Regions from separate parts of the Mus musculus genome. Here all the other regions are linked to region 2. Evidence: chromatin loops called from intact Hi-C (ENCODE). Cell type or tissue: left cerebral cortex. All regions are shown on one strand.

Region 1 (4,000 bases), 160 kb before region 2:
TTTCTGCTGTCAGAAGAGAACTGGGTGTCGGGAAGCTGAGACTGGACAAGGTTCTCTGTTCTGTTCATTTGTTTGTGCGTTTGAGACAGGGTCTCCCGATGTAGCCCTGGCTGGTTTGTACTTGCTATGTAGCCAGGCTAGCCCTGAACTAACAGAAGTCCACCTGCCTCTGCCTCTGCCTCTGCCTCTGCCTCTGCCTCTGCCTCTGCCTCTGCCTCTGCCTCTGCCTCTGCCTCTGCCTCTGCCTCTGCCTCTGCCTCTGCCTCTGCCTCTGCCTCTGCCTCTGCCTCTGCCTCTGCCTCTGCCTCTGCCTCTGCCTCTGCCTCTGCCTCTGCCTCTGCCTCTGCCTCTGCCTCTGCCTCTGCCTCTGCCTCTGCCTCTGCCTCTGCCTCTGCCTCTGCCTCTGCCTCTGCCTCTGCAAACTGGGATTAAAGGCATAAGCCACTGCATCCAGTGACTCCTGTGCTTTGAAATCTACTGCTTGCCACTCAAAAATTCCTGTTGGCCTCACTGGTTTGCTGGTGGCTCTTTAGGGAAGAGAAGAAGATGCGTCTTTGTCTCTGGGACATAGCCTGCATGTATGAGGACACAGCAGAGTTTTTCACTTTCTTCTTTTTGTATTTATTATGTATGAGTGCCTATGTATTATGTGCGTGCTTGGTGTCTATAGAGGCCAGAAGATGGTGTCAGATCCCCTGGAGCTAGAGTTACAGGTGGCTATGACGCACCCAGCATGGATGCTTGCAATGGAACTCAGGTCCTCTGTGTGATCAGTATATGCTCTTAACTGCTGAGCCATCTCTCCACTCCCCTCTTTTTTCTTTTTTCTTTTTTTGTTTAGAGAAATAATTAAAACAAGACAGTCAATTTCAAAGTTACTTTGGGAAAAGAGATACGAGAAATGGGTGGCTTCTATACCTGTACCAGCCATTCCCCAGAAGTTTCTGTTTCCTGTTTGTCACATAGTCTAAGCAATAACACAGTGGGTGCCCCCTCCTTCTGCTAAGGGATCTCCAGGGGGTGGTTGTAGTCAAAAAGAGAGGAGAGAAGCATAGCACCTGAACTCTCCCCAGCCCTCAAAGTGCTACTAACAAGCTCCAGGTAGGTTTTGACCCATCTATATCCTTCACCTTCTTCTTGTTCTCTTGTCTTTATGTCCAACCACTCACAGACCTTCCTGTCAGGTTTTTCTTCCCAAAGCCAAAGGACACTAGGAATTGGCATGTGAGGTAGAGCTACCAAATCCTGTAGGAGGAACAGCATAGCTGCCTCTGCATAAATACATAAACGCTGGGTCTGCATAACTGCCAAGGCATCTCCTGCAGGAGGACCTAATTAAAGACTGCCTGAGATACCAAGAATTGCTGGCGCAGACAATGCCAGCCAATCATGAATCACTGTTTAGAAGAGATGCTTTCTTGGGACCAATGGGGTGTGGGTGGAAGGTATGAAAGGAGCTTATAGCAGAATTCAGATAGGCTTGCTGCAGCATCTCTCACCTGCTCTCAGAGTCTGTGCTGTGGATTCCACACCACCTCCACCCCCAACCCTAAAAGGCAAGTAGGATCAGGCAGCAAGTGGTCCAGGGCACAGGTAGCAAAATCCCATGCTAGTGAGGAAGGAGAGGAGGGCTAAGTGGGGTTAAGGCAGAAACTCAGTCAGCTGGCAGCTCACAAATGGCACCAGCATGGATTTCATGGCTAAGAAGTCCAAGACCATGGGACCAGAAGATTCAGCCCTCTTCCTGCTTCACAGATAGTACCTTCTTGTTGTGTCCTCATAGAGGGAAAAGGCAGCTCTCTGGGGTTCTTTCATAGGGCACTAACTCTGTCCCTAAGAGCCCCACTCTCACCATCTCATCATATTCCTAAGACCCAATGTCCTAACACCATTGCCTTGAGCATTAGGCTTGAACCTAACGCATGTGGCTGGAGCGGGCCTCATTGGTCACTTTTCTCATTCCTGTGACAAAAACACCCAACATGGATCTGCTTCAGGGAGAAAAGGTTTGCTGTGGTTCCAGTTGGAGAGGACACTTCTCTCACTGCTGCCAGGGCAGGAGGACAGACAGACACAGCACACTGCAGTCAGGAAGCAGAGAGAACAGGAAGTGAGCTGGACTCTAAAACCCCAAGGGGATGGCAGAGAGATGGATGTACAGTGAAGAGCACTGGCTTCTCTCAAAAAGTCTCACCGAGGAGCTGCCTTTGGTTTCTAGCACCTCCAGAGTCACTCACAACTCCCTGTAACTCAAGTTGCAAGGGACATGGCGCCCTCTTCTGGTCACTATGCACACTGAATGCATACAGTGCACATAAACGCTGTGCAGACACTCACGTGTGCATAAAATAAAATTATGAGATAAATATACAAAATAATCCCCAAGACATGTTCACTTTCTCTAGCAAGGCTGCACTTTCTAAAGTTTCCACAACCTTTCCAGACACCACAGGTGTCTAAGGATCAAGCATTTAAATACAGAAACCTCTGGGAGATATTTCTTATTCAAAACATGGTGGAGGCACACAGCATTTATACCCTAGAATCCCCCTTTGCTCTCTCAAAACCTCCCTGAACAGAACCTTGAGTTTCATAAAGATCCCAAGGCAAAGACTCAGATGCACTGGCTGCCCAATCTGCTCCTCAGAGCTTCACAAGTATGTTATGGCGGCTGTGGTTGGACACTGGAGTCGCTGATGGTCGGGGGAAGCTGTTGAGTGAAGAGCAGAAATGGAGGCTGGCCCTAAAGCATCTCTAAGAGCCTCCATCAGCAGAAATGGAATCTCCCTTGCTTCCAGCCCCTTTGGAACAGCAACCTGAGCCACCCAGTCCTGGTGACAACTTGATGTTTCTTTTTTCTGTATCCAAATGCTTACAGGGACTGACCTATATTTTCTAACCATCATGACTCTCCAAGGGAAAAGGCAACTTGGGGCTGTTGATGTCCCTTAAATTTACAGACTAGCAGCAAGTGCTCAGGCCAACCCGGCATGGGGTGGGATAAAGGTCCAGATTTAAATCCCTCATCAGAGCAAGTGAGGCTCTGTCCTAGTTCAGTCTGAAGACTGCAGACTTCAGGATCTGACTCTGGGCCCGGAGACCTGGGGCCTGGGAAGCCCGGGAGGCTCATGTTCCCATCTGCTTGGTCTAGCACTAATGGAGAAATTCCACCAGGCGCCATGGTGAAATACCTCACAACTGTTGTAAAATCAGGGTCCATGGCGGCTGACTGGGGGTTGGCACATAAGCTACTTTTTCCACTGCCACAGGCCAGGCAGGAGGCTGGGCCTCCCGACTCAAGCCTTGTTTTCAGTCCCCACACCTGTATCCCCCAGTTATTAAACTGCCCACGTGTGCTCCTGGGTTTATTGAGTGGAACTGGAGCTGACACTTGGTTGGCATGTTGGAGGCCATCCGTGTCCTACATTCCAAGCCAGAACGGTTTGTGTCTCCTGGCCCTGCTGAAGGGCCCCAGAGGACGATGTTGCAAGCTAACTGTAGCTTGCTAACTGGCCTTGGGTGTTTCTCCCATCCTGTCCTCCACCAACACTGTCTCTCTCTCTCTCTCTTCTTCTGTATCTTCATGTCTGTCTGTTTCTCTCTCTCTCTCTCTCTCTCTCTCTCTCTCTCTCTCTCTGTCTCAGTCTGTGTGTCTGTCTTTCTCTTTCTCTGACACATGAACACACACTTGTACATGCACACACATACACACATACTTGCACATGCATACACATACACACTTGCACATGCACACACTTGCACTTGCACATGCACACACATACACACCTACTTGCACATGCACACACATACTTGCACATGCACATACTTGCACATGCACAGACACATACTTGCACAGGCACACATGCTTGCACATGCACACGCACACACACACACACACACACACACACACACTCATATTTTCCCCTGGCAACATCTGAGCTTCAGCAGAGGACATTTCCTTTTGTGGGGGGATGGGACACTGCCAGCTCCTTTCCAGGCT
Region 2 (4,000 bases):
ATTCCTCACCCAGTTCCGATTCCTCCTTGTAATTCCTCTAGCCTGTGTCTACAACTGAGGATCATATGTGAGCTCTCAGCCACCACTCCAGCACCATGCCTGCCTGCTACCACTCTTCCCCACCATGCTAATCATGGACTGATACTCTGAAACTACTGGGGAGTAAAATGCCAGGTGGGACTTCAGGAGTGAGAAGTCAATAAGAGGAGAGGTGGGGGGGGGGAAGGATGGAAAGAGGGAGGGAGGGGAGGAGGGAGGGAGGAAGGGAGGGGGAAGAAGGAGGAAGGGAAGGAGGGAGGGAGAAACGGGAGAGGGGAGGAGGGAGAGAAGGGACAGGGAAGGAAGGAGGGAACGGAGAATCCATAGACATGGTGTCCTTAAAGAGTGAAAGCCCAGGACCCAGGAAAGCCTATATTTGAAAGAGGGGAATGCACACAGCCTGCTGTGGCTGCCTGTTCCTCTGGCCTTCCACGTCAAGGCCATGAGTCTGTAAAGATGTCTTCAGGATGAGCACTCGTGACCTCCCTTAGCTCCCACTGAGACCTGAATCAAGGCTAAGATGGATTCATGTGACCAGCAAAGGTGAACTATTTGTAACCTTTAGAACAAACACAGTCAGAACATTCCCCCAGTAAGCAGCTCTGAAGCATCAGTAACACTGCACGCACGCGCGCATACACACACACACACACACACACACACACACACACACACACACACACGCACGCACGCACACACGCACGCGCGCACACGCACACGCGCACGCACGCACATGCACACACACGCACACGCACACACACACACGCGCGCGCGCGCACACACACACACGCACACACACGCACGCACACACACACACACACACACACACACACACACCGCCTTAAATCTTGTTGGAAATGCAGACTTTCAGGCCCTCCAGGGTTTTAGCTGTCAGAGATTCAAAGAGTTAGGAATCCAGATATGAACACAAGGTCTCCAGATGATTCTCCTGCAGGGTGTCTTGAGAGCTCTCTAAAGAAGCCAGAAGATGCATCCCAGGGCTGGCTTTCTTCTTAGGAGCTCAGGATCACAGATTGTTAAGGATAAAAAAGGACCTTAGCAAGTGAGCAATCTGACCTCAAAGCAAGTGGCCTGGAGCTCTCAGGATCTAACTAGCTGTCCTTAAACTTGCAGCGATCCTCCCGCTTCTGCCTGGGATAAACAGGCTTGCTGTACCACATCTGGCTAGTTTTTAAGGATAGATTTGCGTTTGTTTTCTATTACTAAATTCATGGTCCTAACCATGAATTAGGGTTAGGGTAGGAGCACGGTGGCTTCACACAGCTCAGTCTGCCTCTCTCATCCTGTGAGGTTTCAGAGACAGCTTCCTCAGCCTAGGCAGCCAGCTTTTCCCAAAAGCCAGGTTAATCCGTCAGGCCCTCACTCTCGCCCTTTCAAACTCTTTAACTCTTTGGAGAGGTGGACAGTCCACTTTCTGAACGCACTGCAGCTGGGGCTTCCTTTGCTTCAGCAGCGATTTAGCCTTAAATTTTGTGACAGACTGAGTTGATAGTCTCACCATGGAAAGGGGAGAGGAAGGAGCCAGTTTTTGACAGGCCACAGACTCGCGGTGCCTCTAGTGGCCAAAAGCTGCATTGCGCCACAGTTAAGGTCGCTTGAGAGAGTCCTGCTCTGACTGCAAAGCCCGCTCTGCTGGTGGCTTTTGCTTTAAACACAGCGAGGAACTGAAACGTGCAGTTTAAAGCACGTAGCGGGTCAATTTACCCTCGTCCTCTGTGCTGTAACTGCAGCCAGGTGGTAGCGCTCAGCATTCCCAGGGTTTTTAATGCTAAGATTTGTCATTGCCGTTCGTATTTAAAAAAAAAAATCGTGAGTAAAGAAATAGTTTCAGTTCTTTGGATTTCTTAGTTTGAAAACGATGTCCAGTGCGAGGGCCTTACCTGCCGGAAAGGGGGACTGAAAGCTGGTGGAAAGTGTCCTTCTTGTGGTGGTGGTAGAGGTCGTGGTTGTGATGGTGGCTCGGTGTGTGTGTGTGTGTGTGAGAGAGAGAGAGAGAGAGAGAGAGAGAGAGAGAGAGAGAGAGAGAGAGAGAGAGAGACAGAGAGAGAGACAGACAGAGAGAGACAGAGAGAGAGACAGACAGAGAGAGAGACAGAGAGAGACAGACAGAGACAGAGACAGAGAGAGAGAGAGAGAACCCGTGTGTGCCCGCGCGCGCAATCTGTGTCTAAGTTTTTAAAGTCTTACAATGAATTCTCAAAACTCCCTGCCTTCGCTATACCCCCCGAGGTGATCAGAACTCAGAGATGAGGAGCCTGAAAATTAAAGTGACTTTCGAACTTTCTCGGATGCAAAGATGGGGGATCAGTAAGAATTAATAAAAGTGTCCCCCCACCCAAACAAAAAGGGGGCGGAGGAAGGGAACAAAAAGGCCGGTGGCTGAGCCGGATGCAGGCAGCTGGCCCTAAGCCCTGCCCGCTGGCTCTGTGCGCGAGCTGGGGTTCGGTATCCCAGCCTCCTGAAGAGTGGGAGGAGCTGGGCCTGTGTCAGGCTCCCTAAGCCGTTCCTTTCAAGCCCTGAATGCCTGAATGTGAGCTGCCCACCGCCCTCCCCCACTCTGCAGCCCCACTCCAGCGGCTCGGAAAAAAAAAAAAAAGTTTCAACAACAACAGGCTGGACCAATAGCAGCTCGCAAAGCCGGGGAAGGGGGCCGAGCAAAGGGCGCCGGAGAGTGGAGAAAGGAGAAAGCGGGCAAGCCTGGAGCGCGCGGGGCCAGGGCTCGGCGAGCCGGAGGAGCGTTGCTAATGTTTTTGTTTGTTTGCTTTTCTATGCATGCATAATGAGGGGGCGCCGCGGCACCACACGGGGGCTCCCGGCCCACTTTTGTATTTAAAGCCTCGCGGCGAGCTAGTCCGCAGCCGGGCTCCGCGGATCCGCTCCCCAAGCTCCGGGTCTCGGAGCAGAGAAACGCTCCGAGTTTCGGGGTCCTCCCTGCGCCTGGCGCCCAGAACTTCCCGGAGCGCGGCCCAGACCGGGGTAGAGGGGGAGGGGACCAAGCGTCCTGGCCGCGGGAAGGCGGGATGCCAGAGCTGCGAAGTGCTACGCGCCGCTGAGCCGGGAACCGAGGAGCCGCCGGCCGCACGACTGTCTGCAGGCGCCTAGCACCATGCACCCCCGGCGCCGCGCGCTCCTGCAGCTTCGCCGCGTCCCCCCGGAACGGCACTGAGCGCCTCCAACCGTCTACCGGACCCGGACCTGCGTCGCCGCGCTTCTCAGGGAGCCCCGGCCGCGGTGCCGGAGCGAACACCCGCCTTTACCAGCCGCGGGGCCGCCGGCATGGATGGATGAGGACGCCCATGCCAGAAGTGCGCGGAACTCGGACAAACTTTTCCAGCGGCCCCGCGGCCGCCACCCGAGCCTCGTCTCCGCTCCGCACCGCGTCCGGCGGCCGCTGCTGCCCGCGATGCTAGCCGCGCTGCTGGGCGGCGCCGGGGCCCGCACGGGGACCTTGCCGGGCGCCTTGCTGTGCCTGATGGCGCTGCTGCAGCTGCTGTGCTCGGCACCGCGGGGCTCGGGGCTAGCGCACGGCCGCCGCCTCATCTGCTGGCAGGCGCTGCTGCAGTGTCAGGGCGAGCCCGACTGCAGCTACGCCTACAGCCAGTACGCCGAGGCTTGTGCGCCGGTGCTAGCGCAGCGCGGCGGGGCTGATGCTCCGGGGCCCGCCGGCGCCTTCCCCGCCTCGGCCGCGTCCTCGCCGCGCTGGCGCTGCCCGAGCCACTGCATCTCGGCGCTTATCCAGCTCAACCACACGCGCCGCGGGCCCGCGCTGGAGGACTGCGACTGCGCGCAGGACGAACACTGCAGGTCCACCAAGCGCGCCATCGAGCCCTGTCTGCCGCGCACCAGCAGCGTGGGCCCGGGCGCGGGAGCGGGCTCGGTCATGGGCTGCACTGAGGCCCGGCGGCGCTGCGACCGGGACAGCCGCTGCAACCTGGCGCTC
Region 3 (4,000 bases), 73 kb after region 2:
AGGTCCAAATGGCAGCCCGCTCAGGTTACACGTGGTAATTACCATAAGGGATGCCACTGGTACTTGTTGGAGAACTTATATGTACCAGTAATAATAGCAGAGACTAGGAGTCATCTCTACTGAGCTCTGTGACTTGCACACAAGAGTACACGACGAGTTTTTGAAAGTTACCTGTGAAGGAACTGCATAATTTTAAAAGTAAAGATGGCCAATATCTTTCCCTCGTAGTCTATTTATTTCTCTGTCTTAATTAAGCACGATGACAAGAATATATTGTCCTCATTTGAGTACATCACAGAATGTCTTTAAAATCATAATGTCCAAATCATTTTATATATTTTTATTTTAATTTTTATTAAATTTATTTATTTATTCACTTTACATCCCAATATCAGCCCCTTCCCATCTTCCCAGTATCCCCTTACACAGATCCTCCCCTTCTCTTTTGAGAAGGGGAATCCCTCCTCTAGGCATCACTCCCCTATACACACACACACACACACACACACACACACACACACACACACATACACACACACAACCCTACATACACATCAAGTTTCTAAAGGACTAGGCACAGCCTCCATTTTACATTTCTAATACATAGAATAATAGTCCAAAGGGGTATCAGCCTCCACAACCCTGAGTGAAATCAGATGAGTTAACACAGGAAGAAAGAAAGAAAGAAAGAAAGAAAGAAAGAAAGAAAGAAAGAAAGAAAGAAAGAAAGAAAGAAACCTCTCTCATAGGCATTTTATTTGCAATTAAAGCAAAAATTATTATCAGACATATTAACAGTTGAGACCCTGGACATAAAGCTGGCTAATGTTCGTTCATCACGTCTGTACCCCAAACCTACTTTCCTCAGGACAGTATTTCTCGGATTCCAGTTCTTTTCACAGAGTATAATCTATCTTACGTTGATGGGGATGCTGTAAAGAGACATCTCTGTGCACACAGACACGTGGGTGATTCTCAGGCAGCCGTTGAGTGTCACACAACTTAACAGAGAGCATTCCGGATCTGAAGGCTGCAGCTTTCCCACCTGTGGCAGGAAATCAAAGAGCTTGTAGCACATCCCACTGAGCCACTCAGAGGCACACCATTCTAAGACACAAATCTATACATGTGAAGTCTAGTTATACCTTGATACCACACAGATGGAGTCTCCTGTTCACCAACAGAATCTCGTGCCTGTTGGGTGGGACTCAGCTCTGTTACTCCTCTGCCTAGGCTAACAAGTCTGAAATTTCAGCGGCAAAACTTGAAGATGATTATTCAGCTCTTGACAGAAAATCTGGGAGGTGATAACAGACTTCTCTTCCACCTTAAGGAAGAGGTGTTTGTGCAGAGGAGCCGGAGGCTGGGCAGAAGTGAATGGCTTTGTAAGGTTCTCAGAACGGCATCTAATAGCAGCCAACGTTACAAACCACGCCGTGCAATCTGCAGTCAGCTTCAGGGCCCACACCAGTGAGTTCTAGTTTCTTTGGTTTTTTTTTCTTTTAAACGTCTCTTGAAAGTACTGTATTACAAATGTTCTTGTTAACATAGCTGGCGTTACGGAGGAAATGCTAATGACTTAAGTCAAAAACTAATTGAAAATCTAAATTTGAAAAAGTTTAGGATAATTTATCTCATTTTGCTCATGTTTCTCTTTCTGTATATGCATGGTGATTCATAGCACCCCCCACACGACTGGGAAGACTCTAATGAGATTTTTTTTTTTTTTGGTTAAATACAAAAAGAGAGAAAATTCCGAGTGTAGAGAAGCCCGGTGCCAGAGTTTCACTGGCAGTCCCTGCCCGGGTCTCTGCCAGTGCTTGTCTTGAATCTGAAATGTGCCTCACAGGCTCATGCTTTGAATGTTTGGCCCTCGTCCGGTGCTGTGCTTGTGGGAGGCTGTGGAACCTTCAAGAAGTGGGGCTTACAGGGCAGAAGTAGGCCACCAGGGATTGGCCTCAGAAAGTCCAGCCCCCATCGCTGCCATTCCTTCGGTTGCTTTCTCCTCCAGGCTGTGAGGAAGCTCAATCCCACAAGCCCCTTGGCAGTGAACGGAGCTTGGCTGCCACGCCTTCTCACAGGAGCTGGACCCCTGAAAGCCACGACTTTTCTCCAGCTGTTTCTGTCAGGTCCTGTGGTCACCAGAACACACAAGCCACTAGGACTGTGATGCCCAAGGAAAACCTTCCCCTTCTAACCACTAGGGACTTTGCTTTGATGAATAAAGGGCATATGACAGTTCAAAGGGTGCCCAATATAATAAAAGCCATTAAACATCTGTTATTGTTTTTCTTGGTAGGATGTTTCTGGATTTTTCATTATTTTGCCCAGAATCTTTGTTTTCTAAAATGTCCATATCAGATACATTTTTAATTTAACCCAATGGCTTCTTTCTATATCCCTCTAGAACCCTGTAAGAAGTCTACACAGACCATGGGCATGCTCTGACCATGCAACAGGGAGTGTGTGGACTCATGGCAGCCAACCTCCAGTGACACAGGCTTAAATAGCACAGATGGGCAACTCTGAACAGATACCTATGCCCAGTACAAGGGCAACTGAGTCTCAGTTGCCCTCAGTAGCGGAAGGGTTAGCATAGAGCTCATGGAGACTCCTCCCTGCCCTCTTCATCCCTACCCCTTTCCTGGAATCACTGCCCAAATAAGCACCTGCATGGAATCCTTGCTTTAGCTTCTGCTTTGGGAAGCCTAACATAAAAAAACAAAAACAAAAACAAAAAAAAAAAACAAAAAAACTGTTAGTCTCTGTCTTTCGGTAAGAAGTCATTGAGGGCCAAAGATGTGGCTCAGTTGTAGAGTTCTTGCCTAACACAGAGCAAACTCTGGGTATGGTGGCCTATACCAGGCTATCTGTCCAGCCCCAATTGTCACATTCGTAAAGGGACACAACTAGGTGAGGCTGCAGTCATGCACTGCACCTAGATATCTTTAAGCAGCAATCACATCATTAGGAATATTATGAAGCATAAAGTTCTCATTATCTAGTGGCATCTACCCTATTTGATTCGAGCACAATGCATTCTCGCAGGTCCTCAGTGACACAGGCATAAGAAAGCCTACCAGACTTGCAGTTGAAGAAAAGGAAAGGATCTACCATTGAGCACCGCCCAGAACCCAAATGATGATAGCAAGCAACTGTTACTGCCCTGTGTGTTTTACGGTTGCTTTATAGTATACCCCCTCTGCTCATGAAAATACATGTTGGTTCAAGTAGCAGTATGTCATGTTACACCAGCAGAAGTCTCAGAGGAGACTCAAAGCAGTGAGAACAGGTAAACTACTGCACATGTGCACAGGGTTGTGGCTGAAGAACCAGCAAGACTGTCAGTCTAGAACAACTAGGCAGCTGAAGCCCATACAGCAAAAGAACCAAGGGACCTGACAGAGGACGCCATGAAAGGCAACACTGGATGTTCAACCACTTGTCTTGGTAAGGGTTTGATTGCTGTGAGCAGACACCATGACCAAGACAACTCTTATAAGGACAACATTTAATTGGAGCTGGCTTACAGGTTCAGAGGTTCATTCCAGTATCATCAAGGTGGGAACATGGCAGCATCCAGGCAGGCATGGTGCAGGAGGAGCTAAGAGTTTTGCATCTTCATCTGAAGGCTGCTAGCAGAATATTGACTTCTAGGCAGCTAGGGTAAGGGTCTTAAAGCCCAGACCCACAGTGACGGCCGCACCTACTCCAAAAGGGCCACACCTTCTAATAGTACCACTCCCTGGGCTGAGCATATATAAACCATAACACAACTGTTTACATAGAATAAATAGGACTGGTGGTGAGGGCTCCTGTGGGCTTGGGGAAGAAATAGAATAAGAGACGGGATACAGATACACAACATAGTATTACCTACTGGGTTCCTCTTCTACACACAAAGTCTGCTTCTGTCAGAGCAGGCTGGCTCAAAGTCCTCCACAAGAGACTGGCAAATTATTGATATTCAAGAGGGTTGAGTAAAACACTCAGACACACG
Region 4 (4,000 bases), 270 kb before region 2:
CCTGCCACTAGGCGGGGCAGGCCTCGCCTGGTCTGAATTTTTGGATGTTTCTGAGGACATTTAGTGGGATTGTCTTTGAATTTGGCTTTCACACACGTCACAGCCTACACCTCTGCGACAGAACATCAGCTTCATGCAGAGATAAATGGCTCCACAGATTGCCTAGCCTTCCACAGTCAGAGATCAATGAGAAGTGTGTACTCTAGTTTTCGTGCACGTGAAACTCAATTGGTCAGATGAGGTAAAACAAACAAACAAACAAACAAACAATAAATAAATAAAACAAGAGACACGAAAACCGGCTGAGGGCTGGTAGGATGATGCAGGCGCTTCCCCATCCACTAGTGTGAGCAGAAGTTGAATTCTAGCCCCTGGGACAATCTTAGGAACACTTAGGCCTTCCAGGAGAAATTTGAAGTCTAAATGAGAGGGCTCCAGGCAATTTCCAAGAGCTGAGGCCAATACTCAGAATGGTGTGCCCTTACTGAAGAGCCTGAGACCTCACTCTTCACTACCGCAGTCCTGCATGGCTGTCCCAGCCCGACCCCTCTTGCACTAATCTCCTGCATCTGGATTAGTCTTGGATTAGCCTGGTCTTTTGAGCTACTAAGATCGTTGTTGACCTAAGTTAGCAACAGAAGCTTAATTGGGATTGAGTGGACAACGAAACTGAATTAAGTTAATTAGTATGCCCTGAGCATCTACTGTGTGCAAAGTTGCATGCACACCCCTGACTACTGTTGCAAGAAAATATGGATAAATCCTTGAAAGTGATTTTGGATAAGGCCACCCTGTCAGCATGAGTTGAGTTCTCTCTCTCTCTCTCTCTCTCTCTCTCTTCCTTTTTTAAAAAAAAAGATTTATTTATTATTGTATCTAAGCACACTGTAGCTGTCTTCAGACACTCCAGAAGAGGGTGTCAGATCTCGTTACAGATGGTTGTGAGCCACCATGTAGTTGCTGGGATTTGAACTCAGGCCCTTCAAAAGAGCAGTCAGTGCTTTTAACCGCTGAGCCATCTCTCCAGCCCTCATGAGTGCTTTCTTACTAAGGGTGTGATTTATTTTCACTTACCAAGTACTTTGGTTTTTATCTGTATATCTATCTACAACCTGATGCAGTCTCTATTTTGTTTAAAAAAGATTTACGTTTATTATTCTTTATGTGTATGCATGTATGTCTATGTGTGAGTATGTACACATGAGCGCAAATGCCTGTGGATGCCAGAAGAGGCTGTGAGCCACAGTTACAGGTGGTTGTGAGCTGCCTGATATGAGTACTGGGAACTGAGCTTGGATTCTCTGCACGAGCAGTTGATGTTCTTAGCTGCTAAGTCATCCCCCCGGTTTATTTTACTGAACCTCAGAGAGACGAGATGTCTTTCTCAGAAACACACAGCTAATAAGAAACAGTACAGGGACACATGCAAGTCAACGCCGAGGGCAGTGTGTTAGCTGAGAGCCCTTCTTCAGTTGAAACATTTCAGATTTTAGAGTTTTCATATTTGGAGATATTTCATAGATTTTTTTCGAATTGAACATCACACATTGAAAACATTCTCTGATCAGGAAACCTCTTTGACATCATGATAACACTCACATATTTCAGATTTGGGAATATGTTGTTGTTGTTGGGTTTTTTTTTTTCCTGTTTTATTATATTTTTTGAGTAGTAGGTCTGTTTAGCCTGTGTCTCTCCTTCATGGAAATAGACACAGAGGTCACACTCGGAGCCTCTGTCTCACCCTGCTGTGCATTTCCACAGCGTTTCTATGACCATGTCCACCTTCCCAATCATATCTCAGCCCCTCAGAGGTTGGCAGCCCTGGAGAGCCTCTGACAGCAGCCCAGCTCCGTGGAGCAAAGGGCAGTGGGTGCTGCTTTTCAGAAGGGTGATCTCCCATTCCACTGGAAAATAGAAGGACTTTATTTCTTGCTGCTAAAATGGAGGGAGTTTGAACTTTCCTGTCCTGGACCATTCATCGAAAGGGCCGATCCGAAAGGTCTTTAGCCTACTCAGTTCTCAGATCAATTGGGTCCAATCAGAAGCCACCTTGCAAACACTGGCCATCACTAGATTATAGACAAGCTTTGTTGCTTTCTGAGTCTCAGCTGTCAAGACACCTGGAGTTTTCACGCCCCTCCCTGTTCATCAGGCTTGGATAGACATGACATTTCATAAGGAAAGGACTGAAAATGGACCAGGGTTTCCACTGAAAAATTCCATTAGGCCTGCAATAACACATGCAGGAAATCTGTTTAGCAGACCTGTTTGGGGGCAGTGAAACCCAGGAAAGGAATAAGCCCTTTCCAACTAATGGTTCTTCCAGGGACTGATCATCAGAAAGATGTGTTCTCAGTGAAGGCTGGTGAGGTGTTTTCCTGCAGTTTCTCCGTGAAGGCTGGCTTACTTCCTTCTTCCTCCTGGGGGCTGTGGTGCGCTTTTGTCTAGAATAGGACACTGGCTCACGGGGGAATAGCTGAGAGTTCCTTGATGATGATTTTTTTCCTAGACTAGCTTTTCTTTAATTCTGCTCCCAAAGGGCCTCAGTGAGATGAAGCCAATCCCCCCAGCCAGCCCATATTATCTGGTACATCCTTGACTGAACGTGTAATGACGGGAGAGTCTCTGTGACAAAAGGCAGGGGGGGAAAAACAACAACCATTTGGTTCATTCTGTGTACACTGATTTTAACCATGTACCTTAGATGGGGGAATTGGCGCGAGAGACCACTGGAACATGTCTCTATCTGGCTTCTGCTCCTTGAAGTGATAGGAAAGGCCGCTAAAAAGACAATTGCTGTCCTAAAAGAGAAGGTTCCATCACTAAAGGGCTTCTAGAAACATAGGGAAGCTTCTGGGATAGTATGGACTAGCACAAGGTCGGAGTATCAGGGAAATGTGGGGTGGAAAACCCAAAGTCAAAGCACACCAGGAGGAACTCTGCTGACGTCAGTGCTGGTGCAGCCACCCCCCGCCCAAAGCATACCAGGAGGACCCTTGCTGAAGTCAGTGCTGGTGCAGGGACCCTCCACCCCCACCACCACCCTCAAAAAAAAAAAAAAAAAAAAAAAAGCAACTGACCCGTAGCAGCTCAGGTGCATGTGGGTTGAATTAGGGTAGTATTTGTCCAATGGCATCATGGAAGGGCAGGCCAGTGGGTAAGAGAGATGGGCATGTATTCAGATTCATGGGACTGATGACCTCTGGGGTCTACTAAGCAAAGAGAGAAGTAACAGCTTAATATATGCGCTCAGTTGCCTGGAGAGACTGGGGGATGCAGGGTGACTCAAGATGAGTCCCATGGAAGGAGGTGGTCAGAAACAGAATAAGATGCTGAAGGTACCTCCAGGCCTCGGTGAGATCCTGGGTGTAACCTGGGAGCTGCTGTCTGTGAGGAACTTGAGGAGGTTAGCACCACTCATATGCCCCTAATAAAATGAAAAACTGAGCCAAACAACCACAAACCCACCACCACCGCTGCTGGCCATACACATGCACATCCACAGGAGTGAGCCCGAAACAAAACAACCCGAGGATGATAAAAAGAACAGAGATCTTACAGTCAGTCAAAGAACGTGAAATGCAACAATTCGAGAAAGCACAAAACAAAAGATGCTAAACCGAGAGTCCCTTGAGAAGTAACCAAGGTGAGTCCTTCTGCTCCCAAGGATGCAGATCTGAAACACAGGAAGACGAAAATATTTAAGAGAATGGGTACAGTTGCAGTCACAGTGGGAAACATTGTGAGTTCATGCTAGAACTAGTAAGATTCACAAACAGCTACTGTTGATTGATTCTTTAAGATGGAGGAACTTCTTTTTAGTGTCTGAGTGTTTTGTCTGCATGTCTGTCTGTGCACCATGAGTATGTGCAGTGCCTGCAAGGATCAGAAAAGGGTGTCAGCACCCTGAGGAGGTTGTGAGCTGTCATGGTGGTGCTGGGAACTGGATGGAGGAAATAAAATACACGGCAGTAATTTAACTGGGCTCTGTCGTCTG
Region 5 (4,000 bases), 320 kb after region 2:
CCTAATCCTTCCCAAAGAGTTTCAACAACTGGGACCGAGAATTCAAATATATGAGCCTACAGGACCATCCTTATTCAAACCACCACCGTGTAAGGTACAGTTATGTAAGCTGCTGGGGACAAAAAGACGGAAATGGGCCAGCATGGACCTTAAATGCTACAATATGGACATGCAGAGAAACAGGTGCCCACTGCCATGATAGTCATGCATGATAGTGCAGATGTTATGGGGTAACTATCCAGTTTCTGATTAGATTTGAGGCCCATCCACGGGAGGCAATGTCATGCCTAATACTATAATACCAGTCAAAAACTGAGGAAGTCAAAGAGCCTAGGGTGGAGCCAGCTATTGTTATTCTGCCTGATGGTCATGCTGTCAGATTTCCTACTAAATACTTATGTTTATACCCACAGATCTGAGCTGCTCTATTCTTGGTCACAGAATCTTGCTTCTGTTTGCAGTGGGCAGCAGTCAACGCAGAGACACATAACTGGTCGTAGTACTGGATCTAGAGATAGAGAACTCAGCCCTGAGTGGGATCAAACTCCTCCCCGACTGAGGTTCACAAACCGTCACAGAGGCGAAGGCAGAAAGAATGTAAGATCCAGAGGATGAGACGAGTGTCATGGAATATTGTCTTCAGGACACAATAGGGCTATCAAAATCATGAGCTCACAGTAACTGTGGCTTCCTGCATAAGACCTATACAAGATCAAGCCAGAAAAAAAAAATCTCAAGCACAGATGGAGCAGATGGTCTCTGGGCCCCACCTTTTGCTAAGGTCCTACCTTTTCCTGAAGCCCCACCCCTTAATGGATCCCACCCCTTAGTGAGACCCCACCCCTTAGTGAGACCCCACCCCTTAGTGAAGCTGAGCTCTTAGTGAGTTTGGCAACAGAAGTTTCTTGAAGAGGGAAAAAGATCCTTTATGGCTACCGATAGGTTTCCAATGGTCCAGTGTATAGTTCTACATTCATGAATGTATAAACAGCACTAACCAGACTAGTGGGTGATTAAAAAATAATAATAATAATTGAAAAAGAAGCCCACGTGTGGTGGTGCGTGACTTTGATCCCAACCCTCACGCTGACTGGCTCACAGCTGCCTGTAACTACAGCTCCAGGGGACCCAACACCCTCTCCTGGCCTCCTTGGATATTCCATGCATGTGGTGTACATATAAACATACAGCCAAACATTCACACACATTAAATTAAAATAAATATTTTTAAAAGACAGGGAAAATAGAAGAGGTACCACAAGACTGCTAGAAGTGCTTGCAAAGAGGGGCTGGGACGCACTAAAGCGTGGATTTCCAAGAAAGAAGCAATGCAGCCCTGCATAAGCCTGTGACTGGAACCGGAAGTGCATGACAGACTGGAGAGAGAATAAGCAAATGGCCCTGAGATGAGGCAGAGCGAGCGGCGGCGATTTGGTCATAGCCGGGTTGCCAGTGAAGAGTAAGGTGGGAGAGTGAACTGGGATAGCATAAGATAGGTGCTGTCCCAACAAAGTCAGCAAGAGACGCAGCATGGAGTACGCTGGAGACACCCAAGCTGGGAGCTGATGAGTCAGGGAGGAAGAACTCGGCCCAGTTCCCACTCCACCGCCACATCAAAGGCTCAAGGATTAGGAAAGAGAAAAAAAAGTTCAACCCAACCTTGCACAAGTGATCTTGGACCCTGAGAATCTAACCCAATTGTTGGGGTAAGCACCCAGGCCAGATTTTTGTGGACTTGGGATGAAATGCTCAAATGACTTTTTCTAAGGGAGGCGAAACGGAAGGACAATGTTTAGGCTGCGCCCTCAAACACTGTCCAACTATAATAAGGTAATTCTAGAACTCTGTGAATAACTTAACGGAAAATCATGACTTGCAAAAACCCAAATCATAGTCCTAGACTATTTTGTCTCTAGAAGTCTGTGTTCTGGGACGTTTGAGGGGTGAGTCTTCTATCCACTTAGCATCAGGGCCAGAAATCAAGGGTTGGTGAGCTGCTCCCTCTACCGGCCATGCAGAGGAGGACGGCGCGGCACCTCAGTCTCTGCACTCACCTTTTCCCTAAGGACGGAAAGGCGCAGCTTCTGTATGGTTCATGTGGGAATTGCTGCTCATTTCTTTTAGATTTGGGGGAAGTTTGAGGGAAGCTTGTTTTGGTTTGTTTTGTTTTGTTTGATGCAGAGAACGTACATCCTGGAGCATTTAAGAGACTATTCAGGACTATGATTTGGGTTTTTGCAAGTCATGATAGCAATGACCGTGACCGGCATGGCAAGATACTCCCAAACGGTGTGATTGTGGCATTAATATACCAACTGCCGTCTCATAAGACTTAAAGCCTACTCAACAAGAGGGAACCCTTGCCTGGTGCTGTAAGCTGTTTTTCTAGATGGCTGCAGCTGCTTCTTCTTCTTCTTCTTCTTCTTCTTCTTCTTCTTCTTCTTCTTCTTCTTCTTCTTCTTCTTCTTCTTCTTCAGATTTATTTATTTAATGTATGTGATACACTGTAGCTGTACAGATGGTTGTGAGTCTTCATGTGGTTGTTGGGAATTGAATTTTTAGGATCTCTGCTTGCTCCAGTTCAAAGATTTATTTATTATTATACATAAGTACATGTAGCTGACTTAGACGCACCAGAAGAGGGTGTCAGATCTCATTTAGGTGGTTGCTGGGATTTGAACTCAGGAAGAAGCAGTCAGCAAGCGCTCTTACCCACTGAGCCATCTTGCCAGTCATGGATGCAGCTTCAAACTGTGTTCTAAGTACTTACACTCACACTTAAGTCTGCCTCTCATTCCTCATCGAAGATGCTTCTTTTTGCACCAGATGGAGACTACAGCAGAGATGCCCAGCTGGTTAAAGGCTGAGACGGAGCGAACTCTGGGTGACCAACCCCATTCGGTCCATCTACAGCACAACCCTAAACCGGAAGCTTAAAGAATAGCAAGCAAGAGAAGAGGGAGAGACTGCAAGAGCCCAAGGTCCAGGAAGCCTGCTGTGAGGTCCTTTCTTCCAGACAGGGCAGGAATGCTGTGTCCACGAAATGACAACAGTATGGTCATCCTAACAAGACCTCAACACTGACCATGAGCATAGGTGGGGGGATTTCACAGGGCCCCGCCCCTAGGTGAAAAGCTGAAGATGATCAATGGCTGCAGGAGGAGGAACAAGCCTCCTAATAGGTTGGTTACCCAGGCCTGAGTGGTAAGCTCTAAACACATGTTGTATAAGCAACACTACCTGGACTCAAGATGACAGGGGGCGGGAGAATGGGTAGAGATGATACTCATCTCTAGATTAATAACCAGCCTTATTTGGATAGTCCACGAGGTTTCGCTGCCAATTATTGCCCACTATTTTTAAAGAACCCTGTGCGTATTTTGAGAACTATCATGTAGCCTAGGTTACCTTAAGCTTGTAATTCTCCAGCCTCTCCTTGCAAATGAAAAGAGTTACGTGCATGCGCCCACATGCCTAGCTTAAAAGAAGAAAAATGGGGGTTAGGAGCGCAGCTCATCTAAGAGACTACTCGCCAAGCATGCATGAAGCCCTGGATTTGATCCCTAAAATCAAGTAGACTGAAAGTTGTAGTGTATGCCTATAATCCCCACCCTGGAGAGGTGGAGGCAGGAGGATCATAAGGTCAGGGCCATCCTTGGCTACATAGCAAAGTTGAGGTCATCCTGAGCTACATGAGACCCTGTCTCAAAAACTAAAAAGGAGGCAAATTATTAAATTTATTTTACACCATTTGGGGATGTATTATGTCATTATGTCAAACCATGCATTTCTTGCTTAAGATAAATTTTTATTTATTTTAGTTGAAGGGAAAATATATATGGAAAGTCGAGTGGGAGTGAAATATTTAAATATATAACTCCCTCAGGCAGTAACAGGTATAACATCTCTAGGTTGGAAACACAAAGGAGCTTAATGACTTTAAATGAATGACCTTCGTTAAAAATGAAGATCACGGCTGGTATGAGACCTAGGGCCCCAG
Region 6 (4,000 bases), 130 kb after region 2:
TCAAAACCAACTGTGATGTCACCCTTGCTCCACCAAGGTAGCCAGGTAGTCCTCTGAGTGAGCCACATTGCCACATTGCAGTGAGTAGCCTCTCATTCATGCCCCTGCCTGAGGAAGCTGTGCTCAGGCACAGTTACCACAGGTAGCCAGTGTGTAGAGGAGAGGGCATGGTAAAGGCAGCGGGTTTTGCCTGTCACCAGGGCAGCAATGGGACCAGGTACCATGTCGACACAGCCAGTTGCAAGACTCATTAATGACAATTTATCTGTCTGGCTTCTTTTATGTGTCTCGCTTAACAGTGGCATTAGTCCCAGAGTCTGGGATAGGAGGACAGTGTATAAAAACTGTTTTTGCCCAGCTCCATGCTGTAGTGGGCACTCACAGTGGCACAGAAGATCCTGGTATCCCCCTGCAAGGCTGCATGGGGAGTGGGCGAGTACTGAGGGCAGAGGTGTCCTAAGGCCTGTTAGCAACTACCTCTGTGCTGTCATTTTATAATAACAAGTCTGACCTTCTGAGAAAATACATGGGGGGGGGGGGGAATTAAAGCATTGCTCTAGTTGTCTTCATCATGTGTGTACTCTAGAGGGGAAGTTCCTCAGTGCTACATAGGCCAGGCTGCTGAGGCACGCAGGGTCTTATGGCCTGTGTGTGTGTGTGTGTGTGTGTGTGTGTGTGTATGTGCGCGTGCACACACACACACAAGCATACAAGCAGGAGCATACACACATATACATGCACAGACACACATACACACACATGTACACACACACACACACACATACCTTCTGGTGCTCATGATCAGCCAGTTGGTGGTAATATCTTTGCTTCTTCATTGACTTCCTGTTCTCCTCCCTTAGTAACCTAAGCTCCATCCATAGGCCTTATCCATGCTCCATAGATAGTTGTCTCCCATCTGAGTGGAACAGAGCTGAGGATGTAGCTGGAAACAATCTTGGACTTATGATCCTCCTATCTGTGACAGGCAAATGCCATGATGCTCAGTTATATGATGCTAAGGATCAAAGCTCAGATTCGGGCGTGCCAGGTAGGCAGCCTGCCCACTGAGCTATGTCCTTTGCCTCACATTCTGAATCTCCAGCTCTGGTGTCCCCTCTCCAAGTGATGAGACTTTAAGATACTGGGGTAACTCTAAAGCCTGCTTTTCTACAGTTGGGGTGTCCTTCCTCACCCCACCCCACCCCAACCACACTTGACTTTCAGTTTCCTGTGGCATGGAGAAAGACAGTAGGATGCTAACAGGCTAAAAGATGGCACAATGTATATGTCCACCCACAGCTCCAGGAGACCAACTAAAAATTAACTCTGGCACAGAAGGGGTTAAGGGTCCAGCGATGTGGAGTGATCCCTTTTCATGGCTTTTCTGACAGGCTGAAGCTGATCCAAACCTTGTTTAATGAGCACTTATTGTCTACAAATAAGCTCATAGGGCGTCCTCCTGTGTAATTAACCCAGAAAGGAAGCATTTGTTCTAACCTGATGGTGTAGCTCAAGAATTAATTGTGGGATTATTTAAAATTACAATCTTGTGATCCGTTCCCCGAAGAGGAAAGAGAGAAAAAAATTACTAAGGAGTCTAACTCTATGTGACTTTTTTTCTGGATTTTGTTCCCTTTTATTCTTGGGAAAACCTCAGTCAGACTGCACTGATAACGTGCAAACAGAAGGGGACTCTTCCGGGCATCTTGCTACATATTGCTACATAGTTTCACAGAAGGCCAGGCAACTGGTGATAATGGCTCAATTTAGCATATTTTTAACACCCCCTATTATTACGCATTCTCCGAGTTTCCAGGTGGAGGATCGTGCCCCACAGTTATTTAAGAGTCATTTCTGAAATCTGCTGTCAGAAGTGCCTGCAGACGACAGATGTTCTATCTCGAGAGCTGTGGCCAGAGGTCTGAGAGGTGTCTCTGACACCTGGTGCCCGTGGGTGGCACCGATTGCCAGAGGTTTCTTAAGGAGACCGTGATGAGTCTCAGCACATTGGCTTGTTAGTGGGGGTCCTCTGTTGCGGGTCTCTTCTGCTTCTTGTTGGTCCAGTTTTCTGACAGATGTTGCTTCCCTGACTGTCACACATGCATCCCCTCAGGCTGCAGGGAGAACAAACTTGTCTCTGCTCTAAAAATAATTACAACATATGTGTCATTCCTGACTGCACACTCTGAGCCCCGGGGACCAGCAGATAGATAGATGTCTTTAAGAGGATCGGGCAGGCTGGGACCCTGTGCTCTCTGGCACCTGGGAGGCTCCAGCCCTCTGGTGGAGCACGGCTTGGGGAAGCTGTGCTTGAGTTACTAATGCCCTGCCAGGGGCAAAAGAAACCCAGATTGCTGCCAAGAACCAGCTCGAGCTTGTGTTGCTGACACTTGTAAAAGTCTTGCTTTGACTTGCAGATGGAAGGAACATATCTCAAGCTGAGCAGTGATGGACAGAGCGGGATGCTTGACACCTCCGGGAGATGCTGTTCTTTGTGCAAAAAGCCATTTCAAAGAGCAGGGTGAAGAGAGGGCTGGACTCCTGCTAGGTATGGGGTTCCGGCCCTGCAGCCTTCAAGTGCCACATGAATGCCAGGTCAGAAACGTGTCTGTCTCTGAGTATTGTAGGAATGGAAAAATAAAGATAATTGTCAGAGTTATACAATGTGAGATGATTCGGTGCAGGCCACGGGGATCACAAATGGCTAGTGGGAGATAAACGGGAGCCAGAAGAGCCACTTCACTTTGGGGATAAAGCTTAGCGGGGATTAAGAATGATCTACTGGGTGATCAGTGTGCCCATCGCCAGCTCAGCTTCTCCCTCAACACTGCAGTGCTATGCTGGGGCATGTCAATGGTCAGTGGGAAATGCAAGACAAAATTCTTCCCAAGAGACAGAGTCACAAGGGACAAGCCTAACTAACAATGAGGAATCCAGGAGTAGAAGAACGTGGGGCGTGATCTTCTTTCCAGAACATGAATTCTGATATATGAGGTAGTTCTGTCTAAGAAACTTAGGTATTTCTTTGGTTTTATAAAGTATATGAACCTTAAAAATTGGAAGTCCAAAAGCTAAGCTGCAATTCTGTCTGGCCTGAGCCTGTACGCATCTTCCCTTTGCTGTCTCGGGTGCTGCGAATCATATGTGTAAACTCCCCTACCCTGCCCATAAACAAGGAGGTGGGCAAAATTCTCAAAGAAATAATAAAAAATGAGCGAGAGAGAGAGAGAACTTTTTAAAAAGATTTATTTATAATTATATCTTAAGATACACTGTAGCTGTCTTCAGACACACCAGAAGAGGGCGTCAGATCTCATTACAGGATTACAGGTAGTTGTGGGCCACCAGTTGGTTGCTGGGATTTGAACTCATGACCTTTGGAAGAGCAGTCAGTGCTCTTAACCACTGAGCCATCTCACCAGCCCCCAAGAGAGTGTAAACTGCCTTTTTGTGACCCTGTCAGGATGAGTTCCAAACCCTTCATGCCTCATGCCCTCCCCATGTCTGGAGGGGCATTGTCTTTCTCTTGCTCCAAAGAGCTAAGATGGATGGAGAATGTTCTTTCTCTTCCCATCAAAGGAAGATGAAGTTCGAGATGTAAAAGGTTAGCTGGTTAGCAACGTGGCCCAGGAATACAGGGAGAAATATGCTATCCCGTAAGCAGGTGCAGCAGAAGGGCAAACCAAACAGCTGTTCCTACAGACATTCACTCTGGCAAGATGGCCGTCACCAGGCTGAAGCTGGGCAAAGCCGGCAAGAAGGAATCCTGGAGCAGAAAGCCAAGACTTGCAAAATAGGAAAGTAAAGGGGCAGATCTGAGGAAGAAAGGACTGAACAGTTGCCAGAATGGACGGACCTTCCAAAGCACCTCCACCGAGACATACGGTTAAACATGTGAGAAGGATAAAGCTTACGTCTTCTGGAGAGACACTACTCCAGTGATCGGATCAGCAGAAGAGCCACCTGGTATTGTCTCTTGAGTGGTGTTTCTGATTTGAAA
Region 7 (4,000 bases), 340 kb after region 2:
CATGCCTGGAAACACCATGAGTAATTAGCCATCTGTACCAAAGGTCTGTACAAGGCATGCCATTATAAAATCCACTTTGTCTACGCTGCCCATTATAATAACTACGATCACCTTGTCTCTGGCAATTCAATGCTGCCACCTGGCCCTTGCTACCTCGGGGCCCAATTAAACCTGCTGCATTTAATTCATCCAACTGAGCAGCAGCGGCTCCAATGCTAAGGTCTGGCATAAAATAAGGGGCAAGAACAAAACTCTTCAAATGTGCTGGTGCCCCTCTCACCAGTTAGCGTCTTACAGGATTTGTGAAGGGCATATCATCTTCTGGGCCTTCCAATGTGGAAGATTAGGTTTTATACAACGTATCCACTCTAGCACTGCAACTTCCATGAGCCTTAAAACCCCTTCCTCAACACTAGGCCAAGGGATGCCAGGCATCTCCATCTCCTTTTCGGTAACCTCTCTTTTGATAAACGTTTCAGCCAACCACTCAAACTTTTGAGACCTTTCTTAACTGTGCAAGCTTCCATACTAAACCTAGGGCCCATGTCAATAAACTCAGCCTGATCTAGTTTTATGTTCCTTCCACCACTATCCCACACCCTTAAAATCTATTCCCACACATATTCCCCAGACTTCTGCTTAAATGGATTAGCAAACTCATTAAGCTCTTTAGGAGTGTAACACATTTCCTCATGGACTACACTTTCTACCTCCCCTCTAGGGGCCTGCCTTACCTTGAGTCTATAGTCTATAGTCTAGTCTATAGGTCTAGAGGCAATGATTGGTGAGCCTTGAGGAACATCAATATTGTCTTGCCTGGCATTCTCTTCAGAGAAAGTCACTGCTGGTTTATCTAATAATAAAGGATTAATTTCCTCAGGTGAAAAGGGCAATATTTCAAGGGGTGGGACTGAAAGTATTGCATCCTCAGGTGAGGTAGACCCTTGAGGATCTGAGAGTTCAAAGTTCTCAGCTTCAATAGGGTCCTTCCACACATTCCCATTCCAAGTTATAGGATCCCAGTCTTTGCCAATTAATGACCTTACTTTAACTGCTGCTGACACCCTCTGAGGCTCAGACTTGATTTTTGTAGTAATTCAGCCATCTTTTTGAGGGCTTCTGTTTGATCTTCCACAACTTGAGCTCTAGGGCTACTGGCAAGGAGATTCTCTTCAAGAGCACACTTAGAAACCTTTAGATGCCTATTCCAGATCCGTACCTTCCTTCCTTCTTCCATTGTCCTTATGTAGGTCTCCAGCAGAAGGTATGGCCTGGATTGTGTGCCTCAAGATCTGAAGTAAAGGCTGTGTCATCCCACCTCAAGCGCTGGATGAAAAACCCCTGTCCTCAGCCTCAAGATGCAGATTAAAGGCATGTTGTCTTTCTGCTTCAAGATCCGGATCACAGGTGTGCCCTCCATTTCCGTATTGTAGTTCATTCCTGATATAGTCAAATTGACCACGGTCCTGTTCCTTCTTAAACCGCAGGAACCCAACCCTGGATACTAAGTAACATGGTTTGCCAATTGGCATGATTTGCTGCCACCTCGTGGTTGCTATAAGTACTGCTACTATGAACACATGCAAATGCTCCTTTGGGGATTCTGCCTCCTGCATTTTGGGGATTTAGATCAAAAACGGAGTTATTAGGCCATATGATTGTTCCATATTTAACTTTTTGAGGAATTATTAATTAGTTCTCTGAACAAAGAAGTTTGAGGGCAGGTCCTGGGCATGGATAGTTTGTTTCCTGTTCTCACATGCTCTCACATAGTAACAAACTGGGATCTGGTCGTGGTAGCTTTCCACCCCATCCCCACCTGGCTCACTGTGTCAGGTCGCATGGGCTGCTAGCTCATCTGACACATCAGGCACATGTCCTCTGCCTCAAACCTTCCCCAGACACACCCTGGGCCCACAGTGGACTTCCTTGGATATAGCCGATGTCACTGTAACCGGAGGAAATGAAGACATTCCAAAGAACACTTGTCTCTCGGTCTGTCAGACTACTGAAACAATGGAGCCCAAAGCAGTGGGAATTTCTCTGGAGCCCCACGCAGGGAAAGAGACACACCTCACTTGACTCCCAGAAGAGAATTCACACAGTTCTAACATCTTGTCAAACTACCTCAGGAGACTGAAGCCCGGGCTCCGAGTCAGTGGTGGGCGGGACCTCACTTTGATTGACACTGCTTAAGTGCACACATCCTCTGCCCTTTATTTAAACTTTGATCTCACTTCTGCACCCTGAGGACGGGCTTGAGGAATCTGCTGGACCTTTGTCCCTCTTTCCAATATGGCCACACTTAATGACAACCCTTATTCTGCTTTTGGTTATTAACTCTAACAATGTGACTCTTTTTAACTGACTTACTGGAACTGGGTGGCTAAATGTGGTTTGGGGCACAGGTTGTTACCCCTCCCCCTGGGGGAAGCCACATGTGCCGTTGCAGAGTGGCGCTGGCTACCACTGGCCACTGCCCATGATTATGGGTAAACAACCAATGTGCGCATGTGCATAAGAGGTTTTTGCCGAGTCACTGCCTGGCCCGACACATATTAATGAGGTACTGGTAGCATAACCAATCAGGTATGGACACGTCACTCCTAGGCCTATATAAGCAGCACCATTTCTGGGCTCAGGGTCTTTCGCTTATGCAATCAATGCTCTCCCAATAAACGTGTGCAGAAGGATCCTATTGTGGCGTCGTTCTTGCTGGCGAGACGGGCGCTCACATCCCCCTCCGAGCTCAATAACACCCTGACCACCCTAACTAAGGTAAGTCTGAGAAAGCGTGGGCCATCCAGGGAACCACGCCCTAGGAAGGTAAGAACATCCCACCCCCATCCACGCTGGGGTTCAAGGTAGTCTGACTCCAGTCACATATTAATTATCCAGCCTTACTTCCCTATCTGTGTGACCCCTGACACATGGTATGATTTATACCTCAGAGCACACAGGTCACACACTAACTAAGTTTCCATTTCCTCGGGATGCAAGACTTCCATTCTCCCTTCCTCCCCAGAAGGGACCTTAAAGAGAGGACACCTTGCTTTGTCTCTTGGGGTTGACACTCTTCCTCAGCACCAGCCCTCTGTGGTCAGTTATCAGAGACCTTCTACCTGAAAAGGACAACCTGTCTCTCCTTCAAAACCCCAGCAGAAACCACAACACAGTCCTACCTTCCTGTTTAGTTTTCTTTCACAGATAGCACAAGAATACGGAGACAGTCTACAGTCCCTGTCACCTTAATGCCAGTTATACATTGAATAGTGGCACAGTCAGTATGTGTTTCCTCCAGGTGCTCATCGTGGCGGACAGCTCAGCATGTTTCTTTTGTCATTTTTGTTTTATGTTATGGGTCTTAACAACATTCCTCCTGAATTTCAAAATCCTCTAAAGATCTGAATTCCTTGGAGCTACAAATTTGCACATTAATTGGCCTCTGAGACTTCTGTGATCTTAAATGAATCAGTTAAATGTCACCGGAAAAGGGGGCCAGAATGCAATGCATTCGATTCAACAGCAGAGGGGGCAGGAGTGCATGCATGCTGCTCAACAGCAGAGGAAGCAGGGATGCAATGCATACAGCTTAACAGCAGAGGGGGCAAGAATGCATGCATGCAGTTCAACCACAGAACTTACACCTAGCAAGTACCATGCTCTTAGCCCAATCCCCAGCACCACAAACAGAAGAGAAAAATAAAATAAACCCAGGAGTTGCTTTAAAAACAGCAATGAGTTTAATTGTGCCAACCACAAGTTGCCATCATGAGTTGGGCATCGTTGTCCAGTGTTAGTTAAGTGTTGTAACCTAATTAAACACGTACACAGACGCCTCGCCAGTTAAGAACACAGGATCCAACCTCAATTCCCAGCATTTACATCAGCTGGCCACAACTGCCTGCAACTGTAGTGACCGGGGATCTGGCGCCCTCTTCTGTCCTCCAACGGCAACTACACTCACTTGCCCACACCTCCACCCAGACGCCTATGCACA

What was found. Peaks named below come from ENCODE experiments on the same cell type or tissue, not always from the same donor. Only the 100,000 strongest peaks of a DNase experiment are listed, where the experiment ranks them.
Region 1: it touches region 2 in a loop (2.6-fold over the local background); 6 of 42 quality-filtered maps call a loop at or near these places.
Region 3: it touches region 2 in a loop (2.2-fold over the local background); 5 of 42 quality-filtered maps call a loop at or near these places.
Region 4: a loop joins it to region 2, with 3 times the contacts of the local background. A loop is called at or near these places in 7 of 42 quality-filtered maps.
Region 5: it touches region 2 in a loop (3-fold over the local background); 16 of 42 quality-filtered maps call a loop at or near these places.
Region 6: it touches region 2 in a loop (2.5-fold over the local background); 4 of 42 quality-filtered maps call a loop at or near these places.
Region 7: a loop joins it to region 2, with 4 times the contacts of the local background. A loop is called at or near these places in 14 of 42 quality-filtered maps.

The regions. Positions count from the first base shown.
Region 1 is chr13:60,337,617-60,341,616 of GRCm38, reverse strand. No RefSeq gene overlaps it. Among named protein-coding and RNA genes, the nearest start is that of Gm35333, 95 kb to the left of the region's middle. In left cerebral cortex, a CTCF peak has its summit at 2,294 (motif pointing left); a DNase peak (open chromatin) is centred at 1,392.
Region 2 is chr13:60,176,282-60,180,281 of GRCm38, reverse strand. Gas1 (growth arrest specific 1) reads left to right here and starts at 2,747. Exons shown (of 1, transcript NM_008086.2): 1 at 2,747-4,000. The coding sequence starts at 3,341. In left cerebral cortex, CTCF peaks have their summits at 1,625 and 2,866; DNase peaks (open chromatin) are centred at 1,627, 2,720 and 3,783; H3K4me3 peaks cover 2,118 bases; H3K27ac peaks cover 1,226 bases.
Region 3 is chr13:60,103,341-60,107,340 of GRCm38, reverse strand. All of the region lies in intron 1 of A530065N20Rik (RIKEN cDNA A530046M15 gene), which reads right to left. Among named protein-coding and RNA genes, the nearest start is that of Gm46420, 21 kb to the left of the region's middle. In left cerebral cortex, a CTCF peak has its summit at 2,208; DNase peaks (open chromatin) are centred at 1,292 and 1,833.
Region 4 is chr13:60,445,566-60,449,565 of GRCm38, reverse strand. No RefSeq gene overlaps it. Among named protein-coding and RNA genes, the nearest start is that of Gm35333, 13 kb to the right of the region's middle. In left cerebral cortex, a CTCF peak has its summit at 2,425; a DNase peak (open chromatin) is centred at 2,430.
Region 5 is chr13:59,854,491-59,858,490 of GRCm38, reverse strand. No RefSeq gene overlaps it. Among named protein-coding and RNA genes, the nearest start is that of Tut7, 33 kb to the right of the region's middle. In left cerebral cortex, a CTCF peak has its summit at 2,016 (motif pointing left); a DNase peak (open chromatin) is centred at 2,002.
Region 6 is chr13:60,043,365-60,047,364 of GRCm38, reverse strand. All of the region lies in intron 1 of A530065N20Rik (RIKEN cDNA A530046M15 gene), which reads right to left. Gm35193 (a long non-coding RNA gene) reads left to right here and starts at 2,367. Exons shown (of 3, transcript XR_382541.2): 1 at 2,367-2,595. In left cerebral cortex, a CTCF peak has its summit at 2,270 (motif pointing left); DNase peaks (open chromatin) are centred at 1,896 and 2,224.
Region 7 is chr13:59,840,538-59,844,537 of GRCm38, reverse strand. No RefSeq gene overlaps it. Among named protein-coding and RNA genes, the nearest start is that of Tut7, 19 kb to the right of the region's middle. In left cerebral cortex, CTCF peaks have their summits at 1,561 (motif pointing left) and 3,555; DNase peaks (open chromatin) are centred at 1,542 and 3,576.